Regions from separate parts of the Homo sapiens genome. Here regions 1, 3, 4, 5 and 6 are each linked to region 2. Evidence: chromatin contacts called from ENCODE Hi-C or POLR2A ChIA-PET data. All regions are on one chromosome and are shown on one strand. The core of a region is the stretch at or near the end of the contact, and the rest is flanking DNA. Distances in the headings are between cores, read along the strand shown. Region 1 holds the start of TCTN3 (tectonic family member 3). Region 2 holds the start of FRA10AC1 (FRA10A associated CGG repeat 1). Region 3 holds the start of BTAF1 (B-TFIID TATA-box binding protein associated factor 1). Region 4 holds the start of TNKS2 (tankyrase 2). Region 5 holds the start of MARCHF5 (membrane associated ring-CH-type finger 5). Region 6 holds the start of KIF11 (kinesin family member 11).

What was found. A loop is a pair of places that touch in the nucleus more often than their neighbours do. ChIA-PET counts read pairs that join two places held with the same protein, here RNA polymerase II (POLR2A). Pooled maps may share reads with other maps.
Region 1: a loop to region 2 is called in a map of naive thymus-derived CD4-positive, alpha-beta T cell, with 15 times the contacts of the local background. The contact joins the promoter of TCTN3 here to the promoter of FRA10AC1 in region 2. A Hi-C loop is called at or near these places in 2 of 168 maps with a recorded cell type or tissue (CD4-positive, alpha-beta memory T cell and naive thymus-derived CD4-positive, alpha-beta T cell) and 5 of 50 pooled maps.
Region 3: a map of CD4-positive, alpha-beta memory T cell shows a loop between it and region 2 (14-fold over the local background). The contact joins the promoter of BTAF1 here to the promoter of FRA10AC1 in region 2. A Hi-C loop is called at or near these places in 1 of 168 maps with a recorded cell type or tissue (CD4-positive, alpha-beta memory T cell) and 12 of 50 pooled maps. POLR2A ChIA-PET finds 5 or more read pairs at or near these places in 1 of 52 experiments (CD4-positive, alpha-beta memory T cell).
Region 4: a map of B cell shows a loop between it and region 2 (12-fold over the local background). The contact joins the promoter of TNKS2 here to the promoter of FRA10AC1 in region 2. A Hi-C loop is called at or near these places in 3 of 168 maps with a recorded cell type or tissue (B cell and naive thymus-derived CD4-positive, alpha-beta T cell) and 13 of 50 pooled maps.
Region 5: a map of B cell shows a loop between it and region 2 (12-fold over the local background). The contact joins the promoter of MARCHF5 here to the promoter of FRA10AC1 in region 2. A Hi-C loop is called at or near these places in 2 of 168 maps with a recorded cell type or tissue (B cell and naive thymus-derived CD4-positive, alpha-beta T cell) and 10 of 50 pooled maps.
Region 6: a loop to region 2 is called in a map of B cell, with 12 times the contacts of the local background. The contact joins the promoter of KIF11 here to the promoter of FRA10AC1 in region 2. A Hi-C loop is called at or near these places in 6 of 168 maps with a recorded cell type or tissue (B cell, CD4-positive, alpha-beta T cell, CD4-positive, alpha-beta memory T cell and 3 more) and 15 of 50 pooled maps. POLR2A ChIA-PET finds 5 or more read pairs at or near these places in 1 of 52 experiments (CD4-positive, alpha-beta memory T cell).

Annotation. Positions count from the first base shown.
Region 1 is chr10:95,692,115-95,696,168 of GRCh38, reverse strand. It overlaps TCTN3 (tectonic family member 3), which reads left to right and starts at 2,242. Exons shown (of 14, transcript NM_015631.6): 1 at 2,242-2,525; 2 at 2,693-2,816; 3 at 3,131-3,249. The coding sequence starts at 2,270. It also overlaps a transcript of ENTPD1 not described here. RefSeq lists enhancers at 1,282-1,783, 2,258-2,537.
Region 2 is chr10:93,700,362-93,704,223 of GRCh38, reverse strand. FRA10AC1 (FRA10A associated CGG repeat 1) reads left to right here and starts at 1,632. Exons shown (of 14, transcript NM_145246.5): 1 at 1,632-1,849. RefSeq lists an enhancer at 1,344-1,643.
Region 3 is chr10:91,922,059-91,926,182 of GRCh38, reverse strand. BTAF1 (B-TFIID TATA-box binding protein associated factor 1) reads right to left here and starts at 2,413. Exons shown (of 38, transcript NM_003972.3): 1 at 2,093-2,413. The coding sequence starts at 2,106. RefSeq lists enhancers at 1,871-2,070, 2,681-2,790, 3,138-3,671 and a silencer at 2,131-2,430.
Region 4 is chr10:91,795,781-91,800,084 of GRCh38, reverse strand. It overlaps TNKS2 (tankyrase 2), which reads right to left and starts at 1,659. Exons shown (of 27, transcript NM_025235.4): 1 at 1,196-1,659. The coding sequence starts at 1,394. TNKS2-DT (TNKS2 divergent transcript) reads left to right here and starts at 1,794. Exons shown (of 2, transcript NR_108071.1): 1 at 1,794-1,848. RefSeq lists a silencer at 1,291-1,700 and an enhancer at 1,781-1,950.
Region 5 is chr10:92,288,668-92,292,591 of GRCh38, reverse strand. MARCHF5 (membrane associated ring-CH-type finger 5) reads right to left here and starts at 1,425. Exons shown (of 6, transcript NM_017824.5): 1 at 1,063-1,425. The coding sequence starts at 1,097. CPEB3 (cytoplasmic polyadenylation element binding protein 3) reads left to right here and starts at 1,514. Exons shown (of 10, transcript NM_014912.5): 1 at 1,514-1,666. RefSeq lists enhancers at 485-1,063, 2,011-2,220 and a silencer at 1,201-1,450.
Region 6 is chr10:92,591,421-92,595,323 of GRCh38, reverse strand. It overlaps KIF11 (kinesin family member 11), which reads right to left and starts at 2,194. Exons shown (of 22, transcript NM_004523.4): 1 at 1,872-2,194. The coding sequence starts at 1,948. RefSeq lists silencers at 1,790-1,859, 1,940-1,989 and enhancers at 1,457-2,208, 2,310-2,359, 2,390-2,579, 3,390-3,479.

The DNA.
Region 1 (4,054 bases), core at 993-3,492, 2.0 Mb before region 2:
ATTCAAAAATAAGAAAAAGCAACTCAAAAAGATCCGGAAACATTACTTCCTTATCACTCATCTCTAAAATTACTTCAACCAACAGTCTTTTGCCAACGCTAATAAATTCAGAAATAATTTAACACTATTTGAGAGTTGCCATTTAAATTCCAAACTTTGAAATCTAAAATAGTCTCTGATCAGATGTACAATGGAAATTTTATAGAAAGATCATTACATGGTAAATTGGTTGCAAAAAGAAGAAATTTTATAGAAAGAAATACAATCCTGAAATAAAATAAACTAAAAATATTCCTAAGGATTAATTCTAAAGAGTTCAACAAAACAATTTTTAATATATTTTTAAAATATTTAATGCACATCTAACATGTCCCAGACACTGTTCTAGGCATGGGGATATTTCAATGAACAAAACAGACAAAACTCACTATTTTTGGAATTTACATTCTAGTATATACATATGATCATATAATCTGAATAATATGAACTTGGCCTTTTCCTATAGAAATTACTAATAAGGTAAATAAATGTTTTAAGACCAAACACATATCTCCCATAGCTGTCTATCACACAACAACATAAAAACATATTTGAAAATATTTATAACACAGAGAGACTTTTAGCTACTGACTTCAAAACATTAGAAAATAAAGATCTTGTAAGAGAATTCAAGTAAAGTCAAATGTCCTAAAACTTACCTGAGTTAAATGATTCACTTGTAAAGGGAGGTGTTGACCAGATTTTAGGTAAGTGTACTAGATTTTAGATAACTCTTAACAGATGTTAATTTATATACTAAAACTAAATATCCAAAATAATCCAGATGTCAGAACCGTGGACATAGGAAAATACTGGGTCTAGGAGGAGCAATATTTTGATCATCTACAGTCCCACTGTACAATATGGTAGCTACTCACGTCTGTGGTTAACTTTGAATTAATTACAATTTAAAAATTAAAAATTCAGGCCAGGCACAGCGACTCACAGCTGTAATCCCAGCACTTTAGGAGGCCAAGGCGGGAGGGTCACTTGAGGTCAGGAATTCGAGACCAGCCTGGACAACATGGTGAAACCCCATCTCTACTAAAAATAAAAATAAAATTAGCCGGGCGTGGTGGCGCGTGCCTGTCATCCCAGCTACTCAGGAGGCTGAAACAGAAGAATCACCTGAATCCTAGAGGCAGAGGTTGCAGTGAGCTGAGATCACACCACTGCACTCCAGCCTGAGCGACAGAGCGAAACACCGTCTCAAAAAAAAAAAAAAAAAAAAAAATCAGCTCCTCAGTCACGCTAGCCACATTTCAAGCGCACAATTGCCACATAAGGCCGGTGACTACCATGCTGGACAGTGCAGCTACGGTACATTTCCAATACCGAAGGAAAGTCCCATGGCCCGCGCTGCTGTGGGGAATCGGAAGAGGCACGCCATTCCCGGGAAGAACAAAAACCTCCTAGAGAGGCTTAAAAAATTTGCCATTAACACGGGGAAAAAAATCTTCTATTTCCATTCCTCCATCTTATTTTCTCACCTCCTAGACAATGTTTCTTTTTTTTATTCTTTCTCTCCCTATTTTCTCACATTTTTCCTGCCCTTTTTTCTTATTTTTCTCTCACTGCTTTTTCTAACAACAAACATGCAGTCCATCTTTAATGATTTGATGCATTTCTTTAGGGTTTTCAAAATTTCTCAATGTTAAAATGTAAGGAGCTGAATGAACATTATTTCTAATGTGTTTTTTTTTTTTTTAAAAAAGCCATATTTAGAGGAGACTGTTTTTTAAGGTATGTGACCTTAGGTGTGTTTCCCCCACCTGAGAACATTATTCTTCCATAGAAAGGGTTTCTCACCGTTGGAATCCGGGGTGAAAAAAAATTTGCAATTCTAGTTCCGGCCTCTGGGGTTTCCTTGCACCGGAGGCCGGGCTCAGTCCTCTGGGCCGCGAAGTGGGCGCGGAACCTCTCGGTCCGCCGAACTCCTACCGCCACCTAGCGGAAGGAAGGCGCAAGGGCTTCTTCGTCACTGACGGTTGCCAGGCAACGGAGGCACGGCCCGGCCCGCGTTAAGGAGGAGGGCGCAGACCGAAGGACACTGAAAGAGCTGTAACAACCCCACTTTCGATTGGTTGAAGAGCTCTCAGCCTTCTCATGAGCCAATGAGAAGAGGCACGCGGATGGCGTCAGACGCTATGCGACTCCTCCCACCCACGCTCTGGCAATGCGATTGGAGACCGCGGAGGCCTACGTCGGACCCGGAGGCCCTGAATGCCCCATGCGCACCCCACAGCTCGCGCTCCTGCAAGTGTTCTTTCTGGTGTTCCCCGATGGCGTCCGGCCTCAGCCCTCTTCCTCCCCATCAGGGGCAGTGCCCACGTCTTTGGAGCTGCAGCGAGGGACGGATGGCGGAACCCTCCAGTCCCCTTCAGAGGCGACTGCAACTCGCCCGGCCGTGCCTGGACTCCCTACAGTGGTCCCTACTCTCGTGACTCCCTCGGCCCCTGGGAATAGGACTGTGGACCTCTTCCCAGGTGAGGGAAAACGTTGTGGGGGTGGAAACTTACTTCTGAGATCTAAAATTCTGTGAGCAAAGTTGAGCTGCCACAAAGCAGGAGTGGGGCTGTCGGAAGAAGGAGGGTGAGCACCTGGGAGAGTTTGGGGATCTTCATCCCACTCACTCTGTGTCGTACTTTCATAGTCTTACCGATCTGTGTCTGTGACTTGACTCCTGGAGCCTGCGATATAAATTGCTGCTGCGACAGGGACTGCTATCTTCTCCATCCGAGGACAGTTTTCTCCTTCTGCCTTCCAGGCAGCGTAAGGTGAGCTTCGTTGCTCAGACTGAATCCTAAAGGGGTTTGGGGCCTACAACGGGTAACATTTGGATGTAAGAAGAGTTAGTCTTTGTGCCTCCCACCCGTACTTCCACTCCTAGGACATTCCCTTGGTTTTTCCTAGGAATTGCCTTTTCTGATTCTCTAGAGCAGGGCTGGCCAGTAGAATAAGACCTTCGTGTCGTCCTATAGGTGCCCAAGGAGTCCTCTTTGGCATCATCTGGCCGATATTGCTGGGACACTCTTTTTTGGACCTGCCCCGCCCCTTCTAAATATATCTTCTCCCTCCTCTTTCCTCACAGGTCTTCAAGCTGGGTTTGTGTAGACAACTCTGTTATCTTCAGGAGTAATTCCCCGTTTCCTTCAAGAGTTTTCATGGATTCTAATGGAATCAGGCAGTTTTGTGTCCATGTGAACAACTGTGAGTAGAAACATGTTGGTTGTTCTCATTTTCTAACACAGGAGTGTTATATTTTGTCTTCCCTGGCCCACATTGGAAGAAGAATTGTCTTGGGCCACACGTAAAATACACTAACGATAGCTGATGAGTTAAAAACAACAACAAAAAAAAAGCAAAAAAAATGTCAAATGTTTTAAGAAAGTTTACAAATTTGTGTTGTTGGGCTGCATTCATAAGCCGTCCTGGGCTGCATGCGGCCGGTGGGTTGCAGGTTGGACAAGCTTGGTCTAACATTTATTGAGAATTGGCTTTTATTCTGGCCTTTTTTCCATTTCTTTTTTTTAAACTTTTTTTTTTTTTGTCCTTTGAATCTCTACGCCTCTTTCTGCCTCTTCTCTCTTATTACGGAATACATTTGCATTTTTGTTTTTTTTTGAGACGGAGCCTCCACCTATCGCCAGGAGTGCAGTGCAGTGGCACGATCTCAGCTCACTGCAACCTCCACCTCCCGGATTAAAGTGATTCTCCTGCCTTAGCTTCCCGAGTAGCTGGGACTATGGGTGTGTGCCACCATGACCAGCTAATTTTTGTATTTTTAGTAGAGACGGGGTTTTGCAATGTTGGCCAGGATGGTCTTGATCTCTTGACCTCATGGGCCACCCACCTCGACCCCCAAAGTGCTGGGATTACAGGTGTGAGCCACCGCGCCTGGCCACATTTGCAACTTTTTATGTTCTGTTGGCTATGGATCAGAAAACTCATAAAGAACTTTAATTTCAATCATTTTAATCATTCCTCTTAACTCAGATAATCACAGATAGACTAT
Region 2 (3,862 bases), core at 383-2,882:
TCAGTAACTGCTGTCTCAAAGTAAAAAATGGAAATCTTTGCCTGAATGGACTGGTAGCAACAGATCTGAAATTCTTAGAAATGTTGGAACCAGAAGCTACTTCCCACACAATCCATGAAGTGGGGGAGAGAGAGACAGAGAGAGAGAGAGAAAAGAGAGAAAGAGAGAGAGAGAAACTGGGTCTTATAGAGAGACAGACACAAGTACTACCCAGTTCTCGACCCTCACCAGGTTTGTGGCTTTAGGTTCTGTGCCTCTCTTCCTTATGTGTAAAATGAGGCTAATAACACAGCAGCACAGGGTTGTTGGAAGAGTAAAATGAAGCAACAAACAAGAAGATGCTAGGGATGGTAGAAAAATGCTAATAAATGTCAAATATGGATAGAAAGGAAATTGGATATGAGGTATAGGTCTGTTTAGTTTTATTAACAATAAAATAATTATATATTTAATATATTTACCAAAAAAGAAACTGCTTGACAAAATAATTCCATATACTATAACGTCAAATTGTAAGGCTTCCTATTGCTTTCACTTTTTTTAGTAAAAGTTTTTATTGAAGTATAATCTGATTGCATTTTGGAATAAGTTAATTTACAATAATTTAATTTATCTTATAGCCTTTTAAGATCACATTCAGTGCAATGGATAAAGCAGAATGTATCTATAATTTATTGTCAGGGTTAGAGACTTGAACTGATAAGGATATCGTTATCTACTGTTTAGGGCAAAAGATGTAAAATGACTGTGCATTAAGTGCCAAGGTTTTCTCTAAAAAGGGCCCACTGTAAACGCCAGAAGCGTGCCAGTTCAATTCAACAAATATTTAATTAGCACTTGTGATTTCCAAGGCACCGTTTTGGGTACTGAGGAGGAAGCAAAAAATGAATAGCTGCTAATGCCAGCGAGAGACAAGACATGAACCAAACAACTAGAGTGGAAAGAGTGGGGCGTCGTGATGTAGAAAACGCAAAGCACAGGAAGAACCTAGTGGCGCTTAAAATAATCCAACTTTTCCTGCCTTTTTTCTTCTTCTTTTTAAGATTCTATTTTGGATCCCTTTTCGCATGTGCCAGGTCGCTTGTCGGCAGAGAATCCTCAACCCTGAGAAATCTCTCCTCCTATTCTTTCTTTCCTCACAAATTCGATGAGCTCTTCTGCCATCAGCACTGCTTTTGGAATGGTATCTATTGTGTGGGTGGCGAAACGATGGAGAGATATTTTTGTTCTAATTATGAGAACTGTTTTACTGGGGGAAGGAGGGAGAGGCTGATCTGAAGCGCTGATGAGCTGCTCTGAGAGGATCCTCCGAGGAGGCGTTACTAAGGTTACTAGAGAGAGGACGGCAGGTGATAGGCACGGTAAAACAAAATATATTTTCAAATGAGAGGCGTGGGCTAAGCAGCAAGCAGTGCCAGCGGTACTAGATGCCGGATTCCCTAGAGGGGAAAGGAAGGAGGCCCAGGGAAAAACTGGGAGCCGCGACTTGGCGAAAGCTGGAAGCCTCTTCGTCCCTTTCCGGGCCGTTTCTCCCGCTGCCCTTGTTTCCCGGAGCTGTTCTGGCTGTAGCACAAGGTCGGCGCACTCGGGGGACGGTGCCATTTAGATGTAACACGTGGCCGTGTCGGACCGGAAGTGGTGCCCAGTCGGGACCCGTAGGGAGAGGCGGGTTGCGGGCGGCGGCGGCGGCGGCGGCGGCGGTGGTGGTTGTGGCGAGGCTGTGCGGCAGGGCGCACGGGACCTGTGCTGCAGCGGCTCTCTCAGGCCGTGGGTCGTCGCTGCAGCTGCCGGGAAAGAAGGAAACGACGACTCCGGGGGCGAACTTGGCACACAGGGAGGAAGGGAAAGGGTGTGTGAGGAGGGCTGTGGGTATATTTGGCATCAGGGAGAAGGACCTCAAAACTTGTTTTTCATATAGTACTAGCTGATCGTCGGGTTTTTTTTTGTTTTGGTTTGGTTTTTTTTTTTTTGGATGACAGATTCTGGAGACACCTGGCATCTCCGTTTTTGAGTTTCTCCCCGCTCTTGTCAGTTGATTCGTAGGCCTGAAGTGAGTGAGAGCTTTTTAGTTCAACCAGTGAGTTAAGATAGGTATGGGTCGGATGGAGCGGCCAGCGAATAAAGAAATGGGAGAGTGGGAGCAAGAATAGGAAGTCGTGTCCTGGGGCGAGGGAAAAGATGATGATGATGATGTAACATTTACTGGGTTTCACTGTACAAGACACCGTTAAAACCCTTTAGATGAGGCAACTCTTTTAATCTCCATTCGTATGAGGTCAGCCATCTTACTAGCCTCTTTTTATAAATGAGGACACTGAGGCTTGGAGAGGTTAAGGAACAGGCCCAAAGAAAGACAAATGGAAAGTGCAGAGCCAAGCAGTGAAATCTAGTAGGCTGATCCTAGAATATATCTCTAAACACACTACAGCTGTCCCCCATCAAGATGTAAAGAACGTGAGGACATAGGACAAAGAGTGAGAGGACAATATGGCTTGAACAGATGTGGTAAGACAGCTGGAGTTGACCTAAAAAAGGGTGTAAAATCCAGGTGTGTAAGGCAATAACAGATGTAAGGGAGGGTAGAGTTGGAACTCGGGCTTTCAAACCTTCATCTCCAACCTTAACTAGCATCTTCCTATCTAGGATTTTAGTGGGGCAGAGAAGAGAGGTATATACCCACACACCTATGTTTGAAAATGGAATTACAGACTTTAAAGGTTATTTAAAGATTTAAACAACTTAAAGATTATTTCATGTAGCTATCTTATTTAATAGATGAAGTCCAGGGAGATGAAATGACTTATTCAAGGTAGCCAGGACTAGAAACATGTCGTTTACCCTAGATCCAATGCAATGAAGTTTAGAGAGTTCTTTCCTCTTTTTCCAGCTGCACTTGCTGTCGTTATATTAGTTTTAACAATTTGATATATCATTTAACCTGGACTGTTCCTTCCAGCCATGTAAATTAGTTATGTATGACATCAAATAGTCCATCCTTCCTTCTTAGTGTGTGTTCCAAATTCAGTGCAAAGCTGGAACTAGGAGCTTCTTCCAATACAATTGAGTGGCAACTGAGGTCTTCCAGCATTTCTAAGAATTTCAGTTCTAAAATGAAGTCCCAGCATTTTGGGATGCTGAGGTGGACGGATTGCTCAAGCCCAGGAGTTTGAGACCGGCGTGGGCAACATGGCGAAACCCCTTATCTACAAAAAAAAAATTTTTTTAAGTTTGCCAGGTGTGATTATGCACTCCTGTAGTCTCAGCTACTTGGAGAGGCTGAGGTGGGAGGATTGATTGAGCCCAGGAGGTTGAGGATGTGAGCCATCAAGGCGCCACAGCACTCCAGCCTGAGCAATAGAGCGAGACTCTCCAAAAATAACTGGATAAATAAAATGAAACAAGAGAAAGCTGACTAATCCAAAGGGCAAGGTGGTTTACCTTAAAGAAACTCAAAAGAAAATGGAAATCTCTACATATATTGAAAAAGATTACAGGAAAATTTTCATCAATTGATGATGTACTGTTCACAAATACTGTAATTCTCCTGGAATATAGTAAATCATATTCCAGAGAGGAAATTTGGAGTAATTGAAATTGTGGGCGCAGGAATCAAGTACAGCAGATTAGCCACTTACTGGATTTGTAAATAGATTTACTTAACTTTGATTACTTCATTCCTAAATGAAGATAACTTTCTAACTTGCAGAATTAGAAGTGTTGTTTGTAAAGTATTTAACACAATGTCTAGAACAAAGTTGGTGATAAACACACAGTGATTATTACTACTCTGAATCAAAAGTGAAGGATTGCTAAACCTTGTAAGCAGTCACTGCAGCTTTTAGGCCTGGTTTTTCAGTGAAAA
Region 3 (4,124 bases), core at 1,164-3,663, 1.8 Mb after region 2:
ACAGGAGAGAAAGGAAGTTTAGTTAGCACAGAACTGTGCTTCGTGCATGGAGAAGGCCAGCTTGAAACTAAAATTTGCCATTCAAAGAAATCCACAGGTGAAAAAGTCAAGAATTGACACTATCCCCAAAACACACAAGTGTCTCAAAATGTTTTCCTTGGGCTTACTACTGAGCCCAAGGAAACTAAGCACAGAAATAGCTCTTCCATAAAAACATGACAGGCTTTTAAAAAAGTGAACGAGAAAAAAATCCACAGAAAAAGAGTGCTACTCTTTGAAACACAACATCCAGAACAAAAGACAGTACCTTCAAAACCCACTCAGTCATTGAGAAATATTAACTGTCCTAAAATTCCGTAAAGAGATTAGTGTTGGCTGGGCGCGGTGGCTCACGCCTGTAATCCCAGCACTTTGGGAGGCCAAGGCCGGCGGATCACGAGGTAAGGAGATCGAGACCATCCTGGCTAACACGGTGAAACCCGTCTCTACTAAAAATACAAAAAACTAGCCAGGTGTGGTGGCGGGTGCCTGTGGTCCCAGCTACTTGGGAGGCTGAGGCAGGAGGATGGCCTGAACCCGGGATGCGGAGCTTGCAGTGAGCCGAGATCTCGCCACTGCACTCCAGCCTGGGCTACAGAGCCAGATTCCTTCTCAAAAAAAAAAAAAGAGATTAGCGTTGCCCGAAAATTAGGTTCTTTTTAAACACTTTCATTTTGTCTTTATAAAGCTACATCCAATCCTGTGAAAATGCACAGGTTGCTCTAAGAAAAGAAGTACTCATCTCCTTAAACACTATTACCTGATAAATGTTATATTAAGTTTACATATCAATGCATTTACAATGTATATATTCATGCATTTATATGGGAGGTAACAAATTAGAAGATACACCTTTCTATATTTGCAAAAATGTAAAATGTCACTTGTATTCTCTCAAGGCAGTTTTATTTAAAAAAAAATTTCCTCACATTGAATAGATTATAAAATAAAAATCAGATGCCCCATACTACGGTACCTAGCAACCCCCTTCACCCAACTCCCATGGGCTTCTCCCACACACTATTTCATCAGTCATCTAGGGAGTCTGTAAGGAATGGGTTATCCTTTCCCTTGCAAAACAGATAAAACTTGTGCACTTAATACGCTCAAAGAATGTGTTCAGTTAATTATAAAAAAATGAAAACTATTTGTTTTCATCATTTATTCCTTCAGTCTATATGGTAAAAGAATCCAATTCTCATTAAAAGTTACCATATCAACTCTAAGGAACTTGGTGAATCCATCCGATCACTATCACAGAGGAACTATCCCTTAATTACATGTACAGAGGGTCACCAAATTCCGCTTACAAAAGCTTTCCAACCATTCTATCATACCGGAGGAAAAAGTAATGTTTCTCCTATAGCTATACAAATAAATGTCGTTAGTTTTTCTATAGTTTTCCTGGGCTTTCCTGTTGACAGGCAATATTTCAAAAGAATATAAGATCTGTGATTTATCTTCCACGCCTTAGTTACGGAAAATGATGCTAATACGATAATTGGCTTAAGGTTACAACGCTGACGTTGGAATGTTTACTGCCAAACAAAAGGAGAAATTATACTTAATTTTAAAAAACATCTCAGGAAAGAACATACCCCTAAAAACGTAAATTAAAACTGGTAACATAATTAGACGGTCTCTTAGATAATAGTAATTCAGGTTTCCCCTCCATCGACAGTAACTACCAAGTTTTCCCATGAAATGGAGGTTAGGGACCAGCCTTAGAATACTGAGAAAGATAAGAGACTCCCCTAGAATCGAAAGAGGGAAGAGAAACCAGAGAACAGAAACATGGTGAGGAAAGAGAAAAAACAGCTCTAACGTGCCAAGGGGTCTATTAACAAGAAAAAGGCATTATTGAACCGATTTACCCAGGAGTAACCCGAGCCCAAACCCCCGCCGACCACGGGGCGAACTCCGAAGTCTACTGAAGAAAGCTCCAGAGCCCAGTGACAATGAGAACCGCTCTTCTCTAGGAGTGGGGGCTCTAAGAGGAGACCATGCCTTCCCTGAATCGCCTTCCAGTTTGCTCGTCAGGAGCAAGACCCACCTGGAGACCGCCATGGCCGGGCGCCGGCGGTTCGGAGCTCCCCGCGACCTACGCGCCGCGCAGCTGAGGCGCTAGTTTCCAGAGAGCTGAGCGGCGCAGGCCCAGGCCGCGGAGCACAGGGGAGCGGCCGGTGCGGCGTGGGGCGTTCCAGCGCAGGCCCTCGGGCATCTGCCCTGCCGCCTACCCGAGCTCGTCCCCGCGGCGGCCGGTAAGCAGGGGTCCAAGACGGTAGCGGAGGCGGCAGTCCTCCGACCCGCACGACTTCAAACCGGGTACCCTCAGCTCCGCTCTTTGCTGACGCGGGCGTCGGCACGCACAACTGAGCGTCAGCGCGCCGGAAGTGACGTAAGCTCACCGACAGGAGCTTAGCTCGGCGCGAGCGCCTTTGGTTTGGCGGCACGCGCCTAAATAAAAGCGCTTTGTGCTGATGTGGAGAGGGTGTCTAGTCTTAAAACTAGGGAAGGAGGTGAAGTAAGGGTCCCCTTATTTGACAGAGAAGGAAAAAGGCGATTTAGTCCAAGTCCTGGAACTTCGAAAGCTTGGTTTCTAATTCCACACTACCCAGATTCTGCTTCCCACCGTACTGCATCTAGGAAGCAAGATCAGAAGGACCTTAACATGCTCTTGTCCAGGTGGTGAAGCCAGTGGGAGGAGTGAAAGCAAAAAGTCGCTATGACACTGAAGAAATGGCTCAGATGTTTGTCATTATTTGCCAGAAGTTCTGCCTAGGTATTGGAGAGAAGGTCTTCTGACCAACGATTTTGCCAAGTTTGATTTCTCAATTGTTTATGTTGTTTGTACCATCATTTTCTCAGCCAGCCAGATTTGAAAACTACCATTTTTAAATTTTTGTTCCTTTGGGGGACTTATCTGGCTTTTCAATATTTTTAAGTTCATTAGGCTTTTAAACACTTCTGCCAGGCCCTTATCATCTTACACTTGATTTTTTTTTTTTGACCGAGTTTCGCTCTGTCGCCCAGGCTGGAGTGCAGTGGCGCGATCTCGGCTCACTGCCAACCTGCGCTTACCGGGTTCAAGCGATTCTAAATGTGCCTCAACCTCCCGAGTAGCTGGGAGGCACACGAGCCCCACGCCGGGCCAATTTTTTGTATTTTTTAGTAGAGACGGGGTTTCGCCATGTAGGCCAGGCTTGTCTCCTGCTCCTGGCCTCAAGTGATCTGCCCGCCTCGGCCTCCCAAAGTGCTGGGATTACAGGTGTGAGCCACTGCGCCCGGCCCTTAAACTTGATTTTTATGCTAGTAGTCAAAATAATATTTCTCCAATTTTCAGTTCAGCCCATTTTATAGGCCAACAGATTAATCTTCAAAAAACCTCACTGCTTTTTATCATGTCGCTCCTATGCTTATAAAGCATGTCCATTGGCTTCTCATTACCTGAAGAGGCTATGTCTCAATCCTTGAGTCTGTTTTTCATCTGTAAAATGAGGCTAATGAGAAGTACTGCAGAAGATTGTGGGAATAAAATGAGGTCATGAATCTAGAAGAGCTTACAAGAACTTTGTAAACCATAAAGTAGTATATATGTATGTAAAGAGAAAGAAACTAACAAGTACCTGCTGTGTGCTGGGCACATGACATGCATTATCCATATAATTTGTAGGGAAGCCTTGAAAAGTTAGTTTTAATCTTCGTAGACAAGGAAACTAAGCTCAGAAAGGTTAAGTAATTTGCCTCAAGATTCAAGCTAGTAATAATATTTATTGTCCAGTCATTCAACAAATGTTTGTCACCTCTCTGTATCAGAAACTCTGCTTGGCGGTGTTCATGCTATTAAAATCTAATCAAGTTGATGTTCAAGATATCTTTACATTTTCACTTTAGTCACCTACTTGCCTCATCAGTTTATCTCCCACCATTCAATAACAAGCAGATACTTTTTACTGATCGTGTACAGCAATCATTTAGCCAAAATTAAGCACCTACCATATGAGAGACTGGAACTTCTGAAGAAACCAGAACAGACAAGGTGCCTACTCTGGTTGAATTTACATTAAAAGGAAAGGAAAAAGAAA
Region 4 (4,304 bases), core at 410-2,909, 1.9 Mb after region 2:
GCAATTGATCAAAAAAGCATACCTCCTGGTAGTATTTACATTTAAAATCTGGAACAGGTTAAAGCGAACAAATCTCCAATTGGTAGAAAGTGTAAAAGTAATATCTGTGAAAGAGGAAATATTTCTCACTGCTCCTTTTCTCTTCATCAATCTAGCCCCAAAAGAACAGGAGTACTTTAAAAGGTATTCCCCGATTTTTCAAAAAATTGTTTTAAACAATCATGAAATACACAAAACAAAAAACCAGGATTGTCAGAGGTAAGAGGAGGTACTCCCATTTTCAATCACGCATGACTCACCTGAAGTTAGAAACAGTCATCATCTTTCCTACAAGTGAACAGCATGCATGCTTTATGGGAATAAGCTGAATATCCCATCTATGGCTCTTTTAAATTTTTCGACTAAATTTAATATGCTTAAATCATAAAGTGAACCTAATAAATATTAAAATAATGTAATTCAAACGATCTAAATTTCAGAATGAAGCAAGGTTAGTCCCAACTTAAATTCTAGATTCAAGCTAAAGTACTTGCACTATCTTTTCTCTTATACTACCACTTTCCGCCCAACTTGTATGTGTGTGTGTCTAAGGCTTCCCGCACCCAGCCTAAGTCAGGTTTCAGTTCTCCCAAACTTGCCTATTTCCCGTTCTAGTCACTCCAGAAACTTGGTAATGATTGGCTATTCTGATAAACCAATTAACGCTAATGTGTCAACGTCCTATTAAGCTACTCCTCCTAAATTACATCCTTGTATTTTACAAAGTCCTTCAAGACCTTAACCCAAATGGAACTTGCAAGAACGAAAAATTTTGGAGGTAACTGACCTTTTAAATCATAAGGTCTATCAACTACGTCCCCTACTCTTTCTTGTGTGTAGAGGCCTTCTAGGGTAACAAGACCGGAAGTTGGTACAGGTATTGTTGATACTGTAAAACAAAACAAAGCCAAAACCCCAAACCACCCCCAACACCTGGCAAAAAAACCAAACCAAGACAAAACAAAAAACTTCCAGCGAGTGTGGCACGCTCACCCTACCCCTAATCTCCTTAGTCCCCACTGGAAGAGAGCGAGATCACCAGGACCAGAGTCCTGGAGAAAGGTCGGGAGGCGGAGGAGCACTGGTTTCAGACCTGTGGGCCCCGGCTGCGCAGGTGGGGTCTGGAGCGAGGCGAGGGGACGCTGGCCCCGGTTACCTGCGGCGAAGTGCAGCGGGGTGGATTTCCTGCCCGCCGTGTCGCGGCTGTTCACCTTCTCAGGCGTCACCAGCCTCTTGACTCGTTCCACGTCCCCGTTGCGGCACGCCTCGAACAGCTCTCGGGCGGCCGGCTCCACGGCCTCGGCCGCGGCGCTCGCGCAGGCCGCTCCCCCGCCGGCGCAGCGGCGACCCGACATGATCCTGGCCGCCGCCACAGCCAGCAACAGCGCCAGCAACCGGAGCAGGAGCCCCGGCCCCGCGAGCAGGAGGGCGAGGCCCCCCGGAGAAGACGCGCTCAGGGCCCGGGCCGCTTGGCTCCCTGCTGTCACCGGATCCGGCGCAGTCCCATGGCCGCGCCCACGCGCGCCCCTCGCTGGGCTCCCTGCCCCCCGGCTGCCCCGCGGCGGCGGAGGCAGCGCGAATCCGCCGTCCGGGTCCTGAAACGACGCGGCGGCGGAAGCTGGCAAGGCCCCTCCTGCCAGCTCCGTCCAGCCCCGGGAGCGCACGTGACGTCGTCCCGCGCGTGCGCAGTGGCCGGGCACCGGCTGGGCAGGTTTCGGCTAGCGAGGCGGCGCGAAGGGTTTGTGGGAAATGTGAGGCGAGAGGCTTCGGCGGCGGGAGAAGGGGCTTCGTCCCACCGCCATCTTTGCGGTGGGTTCTGCTGAAGCCGAACGATCCTGCATATTGTGTTTTTTGTTGTTGTTGTTTTAAGCCCTGGGCTTTCCAGGCTGAACTTTCTCACTACCATTACACTGAAAAAGAGCCCTTGAAAGTTTTGCTCGGATCTTGCACATTCTTTTGGAAGTCTTACTGTGGAAATTGTCCGTGTTTTCAGCTTCCACATCCCTTTCTCCTGGGAGATTTCTTTTCCGTTTTTTTTACTTTGTCTCTTTTCTTTCCTCCGCAACTGCTTTGTTGTTGTTGTTGTTGTTTCTTGTAAACCACTTCTCAAAAGTGAACTAGTTGCCGTTTAATAGAAGTTTGGATGAACTGCCCCCAAAATAAAGGAAATCCGAACAGTCATGGAAGTTGACTCCAATTGGAGGGATGGCTCTGATCAATTACTCTTTCCACAGTAAGTTATTAGCTCAGGATTGATTAGAGGAACTTTTTGTAAATCAATATTGTACCTGACATGCCTAAAGTTTGGATACACTGAGCATACGCATCTCCAAGAAAGTTTTCTGAGTTATAATCTTTTTCTTTGACCAACAAACAAAAGAAAAGCATATAATTGATTTTCATGCTTAAGATACTGGTGTAGTTTTACACGATAATTCCCCACTACACCCCCTTGTCTTAAACTGAAAGAAAGGTATGCCTATACATACATTTTACTTACAGAAGATGATACATGTTGACCTTTGCCATTCTGAAAAGCATCCCCCCCCCAACCTCCTACCTTAACCTGTTTTTCAGGAAATCCAGTTTTTGTTGGGGAATGTTGACTCACTACAGTGCTAAAAGAGGATGTACACTTTTTTGAGCATTTTTATACATATGAAATTGAAGTTATGGTGCTTATCAATAACATGAACATGCATGAACGAACCTAGGACTAGAACACTACCAATATGATTGCGTTTATCATTTTTCTTCCCATAAATCTGCTATGGTGATCTATGATCAGTGATAAGTTGAAATCACTGTTGTAATTGTTTTGAGGCACCACAAACCACACCCATAGAAGACAGCAATCAATCAATAAATGTGTATGTTCTGACTGCCCCACTGACAGGCTACTCTGCCATCTCTCTCCCTCTCCTGGGGCCTATCTGTTCCCTTAAACACAATAATATTGAAATTAGGCCAATTAAGAACTCTGCAATGGTTTTCTAGGTGTTCAAGTGAAAGGAAAAGTTGCGTATCTCTCACTTTAAATCAAAAGCTAGAAATGATTCATCTTAGTGCAGAAGGCATGTTGAAAGCTGAGATAGGCCCCCTTGCACCAAACAGCCAAGTTGTGAATGCAAATGAGAAGTTTTTGAAGGAAATTAAAAGTGCTACTCCAGTGAACACATGAATGATAAGAAAGTGAAACAGACTTACTGCTGATACGAAGAACGTTTGAGTGGTCTGGATAGAAGGTCAAACCAGCCACAAGATTTCCTTAAGCCAAAGCTGAATCCAGAGCAAAGCCCTAACTGCCTTCAATTTTGTGAAGGCTGAGAGACCTGAGGAAGTTGCAGAAGACAAGTTAAAAGCTAGCAGAGGTTGGTTCATGAAGTTTAAGGAAAGAAGCTGTCTTCATAATATAGAAGTGTAAGGTGAAGCAGCAAATACTGATGTAGGAGCTGCAGCAAGTTAACTAGAACAGGGGTCCCCAACCCCCGGCCCTTGGACCGGTACTGGTCCCTAGCCTGTAAGGAACAAGGACGCACAGCGTGAGGTGAGCAGAGAAGGTGCAGGGCGGGGGATGGAGGCAGGGTGGGGATGGGCGGGGAGTGAGCATTACCGCCTGAGCTCCACCTCCTGTCAGATCAGCAGCAGCATTAGATTTTCACAGGAGCGCAAACCCTATTGTGAACTGCACATGTGAGGGATCTAGGAATTTGAGGCTATGGTGAGCTGTGATCATGTCACTGCACTCCTCTACAGCTTGGGTGACAGAGACCCTGTCTCTGAAAACAAACAGAAAAACCAGCTTGAATGGATGAGGAGTTACTTCTTATGGAGCAAAAAAAAATTTTTTTCAGATGGAACCTACTCCTGGTGAAGATGCTGTAAAAATTTTTGAAATGACAACAAAGAATTTAGAATGTTACTTAAACATAGGTGATAAAGCAGGAGCAGAGCTTGAGAGATAGGCTCTATTTTTTTGTTTGTTTTGCCATTAAGTTTCAACACCCAAATAGACTCTAATTTTGAAAGCTCTGTGGGTAAAATGCTATCAAACAGCATTGTATGCTACAGAGAAATCTTTTGTGAAAGGAACAGTCAATCGATGTGGCAAATTTCATTTTAGCTTCTCTTAAGAAATTGCTACAGCCACCCCAACCTTCAGCAACCATTATCAGTTAGCAGCCCTCGATATCATTGCGGCAAGACCCTCCAACTGCAAAAAGATGACAAGTTGCTGAAGGTTCAGATGACTGTTAGCATTTTTT
Region 5 (3,924 bases), core at 176-2,675, 1.4 Mb after region 2:
TCACTCTGGAAGGATGTGTACCCTTGGGTCATTTGTGTTCTGGGTGTGGCAGGCCCAAAAGCATTTAACTGGGTATAAACTCAATTAAGGGAGGGCCTTCATTTAACACCTTACAGTTGGAATTTTACTGAGTACAAAGAGTTGGTACCACCTGCTGAAATGGGTGGCAAGTGGTGTCTATTGAGAATTGTAAGCAACCACAAACATCATGAATTAGCTTGTACAACTTGCTATGCCAGGAAGTAAGACTTGGCTCGGGGGAAATGTGGATCTAGAGTCTCCAAAAACTCATGGTAGGACCCACGGACCAGAATTTCAACAGCAGAGGGCGGTGCACCCGACTTCACAAAGAGTTTTACCGACTGGGGCCCCCCAAGAATGGGCAACTGGACTCCTGTACGAGCTGAAACGTCTTCAATGAACTCAACGATCGTCAAGTACACTAAATGTTCAGCGTTGGACTCATTTGGCTGTTTTCCATAACCTCTACTCTGGTCTGACCGTTAAATCTCCCTTGCGGATACTCTGACCTTACAGTTCGGAGGTGGGGACGGGATGGGGCGGGGGGGACGGGGGGTGCGGGTTCAGGGAAAGTGGGAGAATGAAATCAGCCTATCAGGCTTTCCAAAAGAATGCTTATCATTGGTTCTCAGACAGAGACTTAAAATTATAAGGGGGTCATTCCCCTGAAAGATAACCCGGTTCTTGCCAGTGACATCGCTGACAAACACTTCACAAGTTGGGGAGGGGGAAGGGGGAGGGGAAGAGGGTAAGGAAAACTAATTTTGTGGATTAACAGGAGTCCCTCTCAGGTCAAAACGGGGTTCCAAGGAAACCAGACGCCACTCCTTAGCTAAGTTTCACCCAAAGTCTACGACCCAGGCCGCTCGCTCTGTCCTCCCCCAGGTCTAGACTCCAAACTTTTTGCCCCTCTCACGGCCCCCTGGCCGTGGAACTCCTCCCGGCACGCCGGGTTCTGCTCACCAAGAGCCTCGAGGGCGGGCGCGGGCAGGGCCAGAGCGAGGGTCGGCGGCTCCCGGTCCCCCCCACAGCTGCCCGTACCTGTCCAGCATCTGCTGTAGGGCTTGGTCCGGCATCTTCCGCGGAGCCGGCGCACACGGCCTTCCCCAGTGGACCCGCTCAAGGCCAGGCCCAGGGACAATAGCACTGAGAGGCGGCGGAGTAGGCCGCAGTCCGGCGGCAGCCGCGAACCCGTCACCCAGCTTCCCGGGGCAGCTCCGCTAGCCTGGCGGCGGCGGTGCAGGGCCTGCGGGAGTCCGGCGGAGGCGGCGGAGAGCGAGGAGGAGGAGCCTGAGGCGGGGAGGCGGCGATCGCGGCCCGGGTTCCCGTCCGTCGGCCCGAGGTTCCGGTCCATGGACCGCGGGCGCCGAGTTGCTGCCGGCGGAGGAGCTACCTTTGTGAGGTAAGAGTCGCCGCCTCCGTGCGCGCCAGGGTTACGACGCAGGGCGGCCCAGAGCAGCCTGGGAGATGTAGTCTTCGGACCGTCTCCACTAGAGGCTGCACAGCCCGCCCGGACCAACGCCTCCGCGCCTGCCGCCGTCTGGCCGGCGCCCTCCCGTTTCCTTCCTCCAGGGGGAAAAAATGTCTTTCGGGCCGCTTTCCAGGAAGCAGCAGGATGCGCCGCTCCACTGTCGGTAGCAACAAGGTCAGCCCTCCCTGCCTGTTTGTTTTTGCCTCCGCTCTTGCCCTCAGGTGGGACCGAGCCAGGTGAGGGGAGGGGGCTGAAGGGCCATTTCTTATCAGGGTCCCCGGCCCCGGCCGTGGCGTCGGGGCGGTCAGTGGCGGCAGTGGGGGTGGCAGAAACTCCTTCCGAAGCCCCCGGCGCTGGAGCCAGCCTCTCCTGCGGCAGAGCCCATTTTGGGGGAATTACACCACCTCCGCGAGGGGTCGGTTGGTTTGGTGCGTGAGGTTCTTCTTGAGGGGGCGGGCAAATAGGGACTGCCTGGACCAGACAGCTTCCACCCGAGTCTCTCTGTGTGTTTGGGGCTGGGGAGTTGGGGGAAGGAAAGATGATTCTCTCCCTCTCCAGGAACCTTCTCAAATGTGCCTGGGCTTTCCAGGGCTCGCCGACAGTCTCCAAATGGAACACGTTGGTGAATAAACAGCTCTTGCTTACTCAGCTGTGGGTTGTCAGGGATGTTTGTTTCTCTCTCTGCTGCTGGTCACTGTTAACCGTTTCTAGTCGCGTTGACACCTTCAAGCAGGTGGATTGGGAGTGGCGGGGGTGGGGAATCAAAAAGGAGAAATCATCAGTCACTCCTTGGGTCAGCTTCTGACGTTCGAGGGATAGCTTTGGCGGGAGGAAAGAGCTGTCGGCTCAAACGAATGCGTTTTTTGGACGACCTGTGGCGTTTTCTCTAGGGCTGTGATTGGTAGGACGCTGGTAGTTTTCCCTTGATTATGTCTAATATCTGCTACAAGGTGTTTGATTTTTTAAAAAATGAAAATGTGTTTTTAAAGCTCTTTTTATATGTAGAATTTTACAATCAACTTTTCATTATCTGTTCAAAATTTGCGAAGTATATTTGAACTAGAGTGTTCATTGCTGGGAAAAAACAACAAACCCAAAAAATGTGACCAGAAGCTTACTTGGCCTCCAATTTTTGAAATATGTTTTTGAGAAACAGCACCCACCCCCCCCCACCACACACATACACACACACTCCTCCTAGGGAAAGAAAATGAGTATTTAGTTTAATCGGGGTGTCTAATATTTTATATATATTTGTATTATATATAATATATATGTATTATATAATATATAATACATTTATAATATATAATACATATATACATTTATAATATATAATACATATATATATATATATATATATATATTTTTTTTTTTTTTTGGTAGAGACGCGGTCTCGCCATGTTGCCCAGGCTGGTCTTGCAACTCCTGGGCTCAAGCGAGCCACCCGCATTGGTCTCCCAAAGTGTTGGGATTACAGATGTGAGTCACCGCATGTGACCAGTGTCTAATATTTTATTTAATTAATTCATTTATTTAATTAATTCATTGATTTTGAGAGATGGAGTCTTGCTCTGTTGCCCAGGCTGGAGTGCAGTGGCGCTGTCTTGACTCACTGCAAGCTCCACTTCCTGACTTCAAGTGATCCTTCTAGCCTCAGCTTCCCAAGTAGCTGGGACTACAGGTGTGTGCCACCACACCCAGCTAATTTTTGTGTTTTTTAGTAGAGATGGGGTTTCACTATATGTTGACCAGGCTGGTCTCGAACTTCTGACCTCAGGCGATCAGCCCGTCTCGGCCTCCCAAAGTGCTGGGATTACAGGGGCGAGCCACCGCGCCTGGTCTATTTTATTTTTTTGAGACGGAGTCTCGCTGTGTTGCTCAGGATGGAGTGCAGTGGCACTATCTTGGCTCACTGCAGTCTCCTCCTCCGGGTTCAGGTGATTATCGTGCCTCAGCCTCCGGAGTAGCTGGGATTACAGGCTCGCACCACCATGCCTGGCTAACTTTTGTATTTTTGGCAGAGGCAGGGTCTCACCATGTTGACCAGGCTGATCTTGAACTGATCTCAGGTGATCTGCCTGCCTCGGCCTCCCATAGGGCTGGGATCATAGATGTGAGCCACCGTGCACAGCCCGGTGTCTTAACATTTTAAATTATTATTTTTTGCTCCTTGTGCTGTGTCAGTCTAACCTTATTGTGTACTTATTTCTTAAGCAGTTGTCAGCCATGGGAGTTGGATATATACTTCCTGCTTAAAAACAGAATTTTATCCCAGCATATGGATTAAGTACACTAGTACAAACTCCAAGATTCTAAGATCTTAACCAATGTTAGAATGTCTGTTTCAACTGAAATTGGAAAATATGATACCTTTTGTTGATAGCAAAGACTTGTGCACCTTGACCTTATTATACCAACAAATGGATTTT
Region 6 (3,903 bases), core at 945-3,444, 1.1 Mb after region 2:
CTTTGGGAGGCCAAGGTGGGTGGATTCTCTGAGGTCAGGAGTTCGAGACCAGCCTGGCCAACATGGTGAAACCCCATCTCTACTAAAAATACAAAAATTAGCCAGGCATGGCGGTGTGCGCCTGTAATCCCAGCTACCTGAGAGGCTGAAGTGGGAAAATTGCTTGAATCCGGGAGGCGGAGGTTGCAGTGAGCTGAGATTGCACCACTGCACTACGGCCTAAGAGAGCGAGACTCCGTCTCAAAAAAAACTGATAAACCACATGTGATCTGCAAAGCCTAAAGTATTTAAATAAAATAAATATTTATTTCTCTGGGCCCTTTACAGAAAAGGCTTACCAACCCCTGAGGACCTCGCAACTCATAAGTTGCCTATTTACTAAAGCTTAATGCTTAATGACAGACGCACCAGGAAGGCTATTTGAAAGAAAAAGGCTAATCTGAAAAAAAAAATCTCTTTACACAAAAATTATTGTAAATATTAGACACAAGCAAAGAACTATTCTATTCATTGGTGATAAAGTAAATCTCTTCTAAGACTTGAAATGTATACGGATCATAAACATCAAGTTCAAGATAATGGTTAACAGTGGCTGGAGGAAAAGGGATGGAGAGGGAAAAGGGGGGCTCCAGCAATGATTGTTTTGTTTCTTAATCTGGGTGATGAATATACAAATGTTTATTACATTGTTCTTAATAACTTTTTGTAAGTCTGAAATATTTTGTAACTAACATTAAAAAAGAAATTAAATAAATGCATACGGAAAAGGTAATATTGCCTGGTTTTATTAAACAACCAAAATAATTTTAAAATTTGCACTTGTTATATGCACTGCATTTTTAAATAAAAATCTTCAAACAACTAACTACTAACAGAAGCCCCAGAGTACAACAACTAGTAAGTGTCACTGGCTAGACTTAAGATTGCCACCCAATTTCCTCTCTGACACCTTGTTTAGAAACCTAGTCATCACCTTCGATATCCACAATTCAAGTTACCAGGGCTGAGTAAACAATAGCCTAAGAAAGTTTGTTGATACAAGTTTTTCTAAAAAATAACCTTTTAATTTTAGAATACTTTGGGGTTTACAGAAAAGTTGCAACAGCAACTGTTAACAGCCACAAAAACGGACACACAAAACACACATACTCAGTAAACTGTGGAGAGCCTCTAAAAAGTTGAATAAATCAATTCTAACTAAGCAGCAGTTTCTAGCTTATTTTAAAATTGGGAAGTTATTTGGAAACCAGTCAGGGGAGGGCCGAACACCCCTCCACATCCCTTTATCTCGAAATATCCGTTTAGTTTGGTCTATGAACAAACACGCAGATGAAAGGGAAAACTGCAGCACAATCAGAAATTTACACTAGCTTAACTTGTCTTGATCTTTTAAAAAACATAAACTCACTTTATTAATTTTTAATGTTTAAAGACAGAGATGTTTACTTGTTTAGTAGGGATGCAGAAAATATTGCATCTAGAATAAAGAGAACAGTGATTGATTGCTTTTTAGAGGTAATAATACCAACGTAAGTGCTTAACCATCTGCAAAATAGGTATTCAGTCTTACTTCCAAACTGACAAACTACATGAAGTAGCATATAAAAGTGACACCTACATCTTTATTGACTATAGTTTAAACATAAGAACGCACTTTTCAGTATGGAACAGTGATCAAATCAAACATGTTATTTTCTCCTAAAAACCACATACACACAGCAACCGGGTGTCATTTTTATTGAACAGAACGCGGAGAACCAAGAAACTGGGACCCTCAGGAAATGCAAATAAAATCCCTCTCCCTGGACCGCGCAGTAGGGGGCCCAGCAGCGAAGCCGCAGCGCTCGGAATCCTGTCAGCCCTCTCCCTACCTGCATCTCACCACCACCTGGATGTTCTTCCCCTTCTCCTCTTTCTTCTTCGCAGACGAATTTGGCTGCGACGCCATGACGGTCCCCGCCAAAAAATCAAGGCCCGGCCGCGGACCTGGGCGCTGTGAGGGGCGGAGGGGCTTGGCGGCCGACAGGGGCCGGAGTCTCCCTGGTCCCTCTCGGGCGCTGGCGTGGCCTGGAGGACCGACGCACGCAGGTCGGCGTCCCCGCTCTCTACCCGGTACTCTGGCCGTGGCGTTTGTCCCGCGCCAGTCGGAGCCGCCAAATCACTAATCTCGTCTCCGCCCGAATCCCCAGAAACTAAGCAACGACTCGGCGCCTCAATTTGAAAAAGAGACAGAGTAGCCGGACCAATGGCTGCGCTGGCGCGCAAGGCACCATGGGATGCAGTATCCTCACTGGAGCCCCGCCCCCGGAGCGTGGCCTACGGGAACGTAAAGAGGTGGTCTGTCTGCTTGCTCCGGAACTTGGTAGTCCAGAGCCGAGACGCTAGAATTGAGTGTGGAACTTTTAGCGTAGCGTGGCTCAACTTACATAACGTCCCTAGCCCAAAATTCCCTCAGCTGCAGAGAGGAAATAATAGTAACCATCTCAGAGGGTTAGGGTGAGAATTAATGAGCTTGTGGAAGTAAATAGATTGGAATATATGGTAAGCACTCGCCATGATTATAATTATTAGAGAATTGTAAGAGAGGGCAGTAGAAGCACAGAAGAGAGGTCCAAAGCGAGCCGCCATCCCGGAGGCAGAGACCAGAATAGTCTTTGTGTGTGTGTGTGTGTGTGTGTGTGTGTGAGAGACGGAGTCTTGCTCTTGTCACCCAGGCTGGAGTGCAGTGGCGCGATCTCGGCTCATTGCAACCTCCGCCTCGCAGGTTCAAGCGATTCTGCTGCTTCAGCCCCCGAGTAGCTGGGATTACAGGTGCGTGCCACCACGCCCGGCTAATATTTGTATTTTCAGTAGAGATGTGGTTTCACCATGTTGGCCAGGCTGGTCTCGAACTCCTGACCTCAGATGATCCACCCGCCTCGGCCTCCCAAAGTGCTGGGATTACAGGCGTGAGCCACCGCGCCCGGTCCAGAATAGGCTTGAAGAATAATTAATGTTGGGGCCCGGTGGCTCAGGCCTGTAATCCCAACACTTTAACGGGCCGAGGTAGGACGATAACTTAAGTTCCAGGAGTTTGAGACCAGTCTGGGCGACATAGGGAGACCCCCCTCCCCGCGCCTCCCAACGGGTCTCAACAAAAAATAGAGGGGAAAAAATAGCCTGGTGTGGTGATGCGTGCCTTTTGGTCCCATCTACTCGGGATGCTGAGGAAGAAGGATCGCTGAACACGGGAGATAGAGGCTGCAGTGAGCCGGGATTATGTCGCTGGATTACTCCAGCATAGGCGACAGAGCAATGCCCTTTCTCAAAAAGAAAATAATAATAATAATAATTAGGAAGTGTTAAGCGATAAGGCTACTACAGGTTCCAAATCGTGATGAAATGGACACTGGACGCCATTTGGAGGACTCTGAATTTATCCTTTAGTCATCATCTCTAAGTGACTCCAGGCAAGAAAGCAGGGTCCGCCTCGATTTTAGAACGACTGCACTGACCGAGTGACGCAGGCCGCGGGTGCGCTGCGCTCCCCGTTTCTGCGCGGCGCAGCGGGCGGTGGCATCTCAAGGAAGCTGCGCAAACATCCGCCGCCCCGGCCTACGGATCCCAGCATGCAGCGCTCGCTGGGGCCTGCGCGCCGTCGGTCACCTCCGGCCTGCTGCGGGAGAACTTTTCGGCGTCTTGGCAGTGCCTGGCGTGACTCGACCGCTGTAGGTGTGGTACGCCGCACCAGGAAATACTGAAACAGGAGCCTATTGTTATGAATAACTTTTAAAATCTTAAGGAAATTGAACACTTGAACAAAGGATTTTTAGCAAAGCAATTTTATTTTTGCGCAGAGGGGTGCCTTTTTGGCCAGTCGCCTTGAGAGCACACCTGAACAAAGGGGCAGGAGTCTATTTTTGA